Regions from separate parts of the Homo sapiens genome. Here region 1 is linked to region 2. Evidence: chromatin contacts called from ENCODE Hi-C or POLR2A ChIA-PET data. All regions are on one chromosome and are shown on one strand. The core of a region is the stretch at or near the end of the contact, and the rest is flanking DNA. Distances in the headings are between cores, read along the strand shown. Region 1 overlaps EPS8 (EGFR pathway substrate 8, signaling adaptor). Region 2 overlaps PTPRO (protein tyrosine phosphatase receptor type O).

Evidence for each region. A loop is a pair of places that touch in the nucleus more often than their neighbours do. ChIA-PET counts read pairs that join two places held with the same protein, here RNA polymerase II (POLR2A). Pooled maps may share reads with other maps.
Region 1: a loop to region 2 is called in a map of CD14-positive monocyte, with 2.7 times the contacts of the local background. The contact joins two enhancer-like sites. A Hi-C loop is called at or near these places in 1 of 168 maps with a recorded cell type or tissue (CD14-positive monocyte), 1 of 37 single-sample maps with no recorded cell type and 2 of 50 pooled maps. POLR2A ChIA-PET finds 5 or more read pairs at or near these places in 2 of 52 experiments (OCI-LY7 and activated CD8-positive, alpha-beta memory T cell).

What each region holds. Positions count from the first base shown.
Region 1 is chr12:15,686,928-15,690,195 of GRCh38, reverse strand. All of the region lies in intron 1 of EPS8 (EGFR pathway substrate 8, signaling adaptor), which reads left to right. Among named protein-coding and RNA genes, the nearest start is that of EPS8, 100 kb to the left of the region's middle. Within about 2 kb of position 1,705, at least 20 of the 41 ENCODE cell types and tissues checked have a DNase peak (open chromatin) inside an H3K27ac peak, as active enhancers do; they include CD14-positive monocyte, where a contact is called at or near this core.
Region 2 is chr12:15,533,104-15,536,439 of GRCh38, reverse strand. All of the region lies in intron 12 of PTPRO (protein tyrosine phosphatase receptor type O), which reads right to left. Among named protein-coding and RNA genes, the nearest start is that of PTPRO, 210 kb to the right of the region's middle. RefSeq lists enhancers at 278-1,477, 1,893-1,982. Within about 2 kb of position 1,984, at least 7 of the 41 ENCODE cell types and tissues checked have a DNase peak (open chromatin) inside an H3K27ac peak, as active enhancers do; they include CD14-positive monocyte, where a contact is called at or near this core.

The DNA.
Region 1 (3,268 bases), core at 456-2,955, 150 kb before region 2:
GTACACTTTAGAAAAGATTGATCCTCTTAAGGAGCTATACGGAAATGCAGTGAGTCACCTGCAGTATTTTGTTTGCTGCTTAATGTCCTTTGCTCTAGGTGATGCAGAGGAAGGTAATCATGTGGTGACAGGGTGGTTAAATATTAAAATATTATATCTCATCCTTGGGTTACAGCTCTTCTTGCTGTACCTGTAATGTTTTATGATTTACTATTTTTAGATGCCATTTAATACACCAGAATGAAATTTGAATTCAGGCGTTTCAGTCTCATTAAAGATGATATTACCAATGTTTCTCTTCTCCTGGTCCACCTCCTTCCCCAACTCCCAGCCTCTGCTAACTACCATCCTACTTTCTACTTCCGTGAATCCAACTTTTTTAGAGTCTGCGTATAAGTGAAATCTCTGTGCCTGGCTTATTTCACTTAACAATGGGTACACAGTTTCAGTTAGGAGAAATAAGTTCTGGTGACCAATTGCACAGCACAGTGACTATAGTTAATACTAATGTTTTGCGTATTTCAAAATAGCTAACAGAGAGGGTTTTAAATGTTCTTACCACAAAGAAATGATAAATATTTGAGGTGTTGGATATGCTAATTAGCCTGATTTAATCATTTCATAGTTATACATGTATCAAAGCACTACATTGTACACTATAAATATATACAATTATTATTTGTCAATTAAAAACAAAACAAAACTTTTAAAAAAGATGTTTTTAGAGTATGTTTTTCCATCTTCCCACCCAGCTGGTTTATGTCAGGCCCTGGTAGGTCTTTTTCTGTTTGCTTTTGTAAAGTATGTTGAGCTGTACTAATTTAGCATGTGGTGCTGTTATGGAAAAAGGATATTTAGCATTAAAAATATATTTAATCCTAGTTTTCTCAGTAAATACTCTTCCTTTCCAAAAACTAGCATTTTTAATACCTTATTTTAAGAAGAGTTGATTAGAATAAAGAATATAATTGCACATCCGAGCAAATAAAACTGAAAACTTTTGGCAAGCACACAGTGGTCAAACTATCACACAATGGTGTAACTTACTGAAAAAAAAAAAGGGATATAAGTCAGTCAGATCAGAGTTTGAGTTCTGCTTCTAATTTTAGCTTCTTCTGTTACTGAAACAAGAAAAGTTCCTTTGTCCCCCTCGCAGGGCATGCAATGTCGGTGTGGCTTGTTTCTTCAGTGCCCCGCTGCTCAGACCTCTAGGGGAGCATGCAGACTGGCAGGCTGTGAGGTTCCAATCCCACAGCAGTGTCTAGGAGTGAATGTTTACAGATGAAGCCCCCGTGGGCGAGTGTTACAGGGTGCTCTTTTAGTTTTGCTGTCTATAGACAGCTTGTGTTAACCAGCTCAATTAGATCCTCTACCTTATTGCAAGGACAGGGGGTTTTCTGTATCCTGGGGTTATTGCCTTGGCGTATGGGAAGAATCGGATCACACGTGGGCTTAGAGAATGAGTGCAGGGTTTTATTGAGTGGAGGTAGCTCTCAGCAGATGGGGGAGCCACAAGGGAGAATGGTTTTCCCCTGGAGTCCGGCTGCCCCTGCTAAACTCCAAATTCCGCGTCATTCTGCTGGTTAGTGGCCTGCAGCATGCTAGTGCCTGTTGGTGTGTTCCTCTGCCGATGTGCCCCTCTCAATGTCCAGCTGCTTATGTGCCTGCCTGCTAGGTTCTCAGGGTGTTTATAGGCACAAAATGGGGGCGTGGCAAGCCAGGCTGGTCTTGGGAAATGCAACATTTGGGCAGGAAAACAAAAATGCCTGTCCTCATCTAGGTCCATGGGGGTGGAGCCCTAACCAGTGACCCCGCCTTCCTCTACCCAGCACTTCCTTTCCCCACTTCTGTATTATTTAAAGGGACCACTCCCTTCCCTTCCGTATCATTACCACTTAGGCAAATGACTTAACCGCCTTGAGGCTGTCATCTCACCCATAAAATAGAGCCAATAACTAGCTGATAATGTTGTTTTAAGGATAAAGTGAGGTGATATTTGTAAAATGTCTTATGAACTGGGGGCTCATTAAATGTTTTCTTTCCCTTTCTCCTTTGTGTTCACTTCTGCCTATGATTTTACCTTAGATGCAAATAAGACATTACTTTTCAGTCATTCATGGTACTATGTGATTTTATTAAGCTTCAAAATACCACACAAATGGCAGTCTGTTTGTTTCAATTTCTTCATCTATAAAATGAGAATGAAGAATAGTACTTCCTTCAAAAACTAATGTCAAGATTAAGACAATAGAATGCATTTAGCATGATACCTGATGCAGAGTTAAAACTCAATAAATAGAAGTGATTCTTTTTAAAATTAGCATAGTTTCCCAAGTCAGTAAAATATCAAAACATTTTGAACTGAGATATTAGTAATTTCCATGTATAGTATAGCATCCAGTAGTACATGTGTGCTGATGATGTCATCATAGCAACTCAGGGAATAGACAAGAACTGGAGGGAAATATAATAGTAGTATTAGAATATGTCTATGCCTCTTTTCTTTATTAGCCCTTCCTATGAACACCATCACAATAGCAAACATAATTAGTGCTAAAGTAGTTCTTTCTAAAGTTGCATATTAAATTTTGTTATAAGTAGTTTTCTTCAGCCACTTGTTAACCAAACAACATTCTGATTTGATCATAGACTTTTCCCAAAATTATGTTCTGATTTATAAACAGCTTAAGAATTTTGTCATAAAGAAAGAGGAACTAAGTTAACTATTTTAAGTGATTTTATTGTGTTGACTTAAAGGCATAAAACTACTCCATTTACATTGATACTGGTGTTGAGAAAATACTGTTCTTCTATATGGTCTAGAAATTGTGATACCTTCACAGGCATTAACCACATTATTGTTACAAGAACTTAATATCCTTATTAGTTTTTTGAGTTTATTCACACATAAAAATTCTTTGTTAATTGATATTTGAAAAAATAGCATAGAAAAATACATGGTGCCGTCTTTACCAATGGTACTGGAAAGAGATATTAAAACGTGATTGCTCTAGAAGACATTGCAGGAGACAAAATGTGTGATGATTTAAGAGGTTTAAAGAAGATTTTTTTTTTAATGTTTGAAACAAAATCATTGTTAGACAATGTCACAAAGTATTGGTGGAAATTAAGTTTCACTGATCTTTTAGTGAAAATCCTAAGTAATGATAATACCCCCTCCCACTTGGTTGTAACTTAGACTGGGAGACATAAATTAAATTAAATTGAAACCTAGACATAGATGTTTCAATATCATATCCAAACACAC
Region 2 (3,336 bases), core at 735-3,234:
ACACTATGCTTCCATAGCTGGGCACCTGTGGTTCCTTCTGCCTACAGAATCTCATCCCAGTGATCTCTTTGGTTTACTCCCTCATCTCCTTTAGGCTCTGACTCAAACATCACCTTCACAGTGACACTTACTCTACTCCTCACAAAAATTGCACCCATCCCCCACAGCACTTCCTATCCTCTTTTCCTCTTTCACTTTTCTCCATGACACTTATCACCATTTAACATTCTTATATTTATGTTTATCATCTCCTTTTCTCCATTAGAATGAGGGTTGACATTTTTGTCAGTTTTGTTCATTTCTGTATGCTCAGAACCAAGAATAGTGTGTGGCATATAGTAAATGCTAAGTAAATATTCTCTGATTCACAGGATGAATAATTTTTTAAAAAAGTATAAGACCTTAAGCATTTTATTAGCTTCTTTCTAGCTGACTGGCAGCCTACAGATTTCTATGTATCTATAACCATATTTGAGAGAGACAGAGAGAAAAAGCCTACTATCCCCCAAATACTTAACATTTCAAAGTATTTTGATTTTTTTCTTGTCCATAGCCAAATTATGTTTTAAAGATTTCTAATCTCTATAAAGGTTTGTATGAGTAAGATTAAGAAAATCAAGCCAATGTCCCTAAGACCAAATTCCAAAGAGGAACGGAAAGTCACAAAAGTGGGTATGAGGCTCCTCCCTGTTCTGTTAAATTTTTTAATAGAAAAAATGAAGTTTGAAGGAAAAAGGCCACACCCCAGTCCAGGAATAGAAGCAGCAGATGGATAAAAAGTACGAAATGACTGTTTCTGGACCAAGACCTAGCAATGTATAAAGCGTGTCACATTTCTCTAAGCGCCAGCTTGTTCAAATGAGGACATAGCACTGAATTATCTCCAAAAGCTCTCCTAGCACTAAAGTTATATGATTCCTTATCTCGAACGTGCCCGAACATGTCTGTGGTCAGGATAAAGCATAAGTTTGATGATGGTGGTGTGCAATTCTGTTTTTGTTTTGTTTTGTTTTGTTTTCTCTGACCTCCTTAGCTGTTCCTTTCCACTCTCTCTTTCTGATGCTTCCTGCTAAGCTGAATTTCTAACTGCTGGGGTGGCTCCTCTAGAGTTGATCCAGGGCTTCTCTTTTCTTCCCTGTCTTTACTTACTACTTGGTGATTTCATCCAGACACTTCCAAATTTATATTTCCAGCCCAGAATTCTCCCCTGGCCTTCACATCTGCACCGGGATATCCAATAATCATTTTAAATTTGTTTACATCCAAAGAAGAATCCTTGATTCTTACTTCACCCTAAATGTCCTCCTCCTGTAGTTTTACTAGTCATCTCAATCTCAGTGAATTGCGCCACCATTTGTCCTAGTTGCTCAAGGGTGAAGCCTGGGAGTCATTAATTTCCCTTTCCCTCACTTCGTGTTTCTGCCGTATCAGAAAGTTCTGTGGACACAACCTCCAAAAGAGCTCCTGAATTCTGTCCACTTCTCTTCATCTCCATTACAACCACCGTAGTCAAAGTTACCATCACTCTCTTGCAACTTCTTTGAATTAGAATATAATTTTTAAAGCTGGCACAAATAGCCCCTTAATTAGTTCCCCTACTTTCATTGTTGATACAATAATCCCTTTCTCATTAAGCAACCAGAGGGATTGTTTTAAATGTAAATCGGACTGTTTATTTTAAGTTCTCTAAATGGCCCTTCATTACTCTGAAGATAATATTCCAACTGCATGCCTTAAAAGATCTATACTCAGGCCTGCCTGTTCCCTCTGTCTGGCATCCTCCTTCTTGGCCTTTTTGTGGCTGGTTCTTCTTGTTATTCAGACCATAGCCTCCATGGCTTCCTCAAAGAAAGCTTTGACCACACAGTCATTCTGCACCACATTTCCCTGTTGTAGAGCACTGTACAGCACTATTACCATCTTCCCCTTCACTAGATCATAAGCTCCTTGTGAACAGAAAGTGAAAGTAGCGCTCTGGGTTCATTACCATCACGACTACCACAAGTACTCTGGCATCTGAGTAGTACTTAGAAGGTTCTTAATATATATTAGTTAAATGGATTGATGAATGGATATTCTATTACCAGAGAGCTATTTGTGATGTGTCCAACACGTCTCATTCCTGTTTTTTCTTTCCTTTCTTTTTCTTTTTTTTAAGGTTGGGAAACTGATTATCTTATGTAGACTTAACATGTCCTCTTAAAGTTGGCCCAGGGATCCAGGTTGATTCACCAAGACTAGAAGATAGTAATGACTGACTGTCAAAGGGACCTGTCACCACATACCACCAAAGTTTCGTGAAACTGCTGGCAACCTAAAATTCCTAATGGGATGGTTGGTTCAACATCCTGGGAAAAGCACCATTATTGGTGCATTTCTTTTTATGGATGTTTATTGATGATACAATGTTGAGAATTATTGGCAACTGTTTGAGGGCTCTCTACCCTTGCACATGACACATTAGATTAATTTATATGATACTGGACTCATTGGTAGTTTGGTTTCTTTCTATAGAGGTAGAACCTACCCTCCATGACACAGGAGTCATTCAGAGGCATTCTAAAGAGGCCTCTATTATAGATAAATTGAACTGCAGGTTAGCCCAACCAGTTACGGCCCCAGCTTTAACAATGGCATTCTGATTCAAACATGCTCTGAAAAATCTGTGCCAAAGTTGTATTTTTCTTTAAAGGAGAATGACTATGACTTCTATATATATCAAAATGAATGCTGGGAAGAAACATAAAACAACTAGAATGAAAGTTCTGTAAAAAACACACACAAACACACACAAAACCTGCAATTCAGGTACTACTAAAGCAAGATATTATTTCACTTCTCTGAAAGGTTAAACTTGTTCCGATTAAATATTAACTGCAATACTATGTTCAACTTTGAGGTCCGCAATTTCAATTCATTCAACAGTATCTGTTAAGCAGTTATAGGTGTTCAGGCATTGTGTTATATAAAATGGAAAGGGCTTATATACACAATAACATGATTAGTAGAACAGATCTTTTGACTAAAGGATAAAAACCAACATTATATGTTTTCAAGAAAATAAGAAAGGCACATCATAAAAAGATTGTCTTGTCTACAGAGAGGAATAAGATAGAAACAATATTCCATTTGATATTTAAGATACCAATAAGAAAAAGGTTATTGATCCTAAGGGTTACATTAACTAGAAATAATTTCCATGAAAACTCAACTTTCCTTCTTGTAAAGTTTAAATAAATTTTCCAAGCTGGTTTACATAGTCCATTCTATTATCAGGGAGACATGGAGACTCCAAACATTTTGATAAGTTTGGGAAACTATCATGGTTTTAACTCA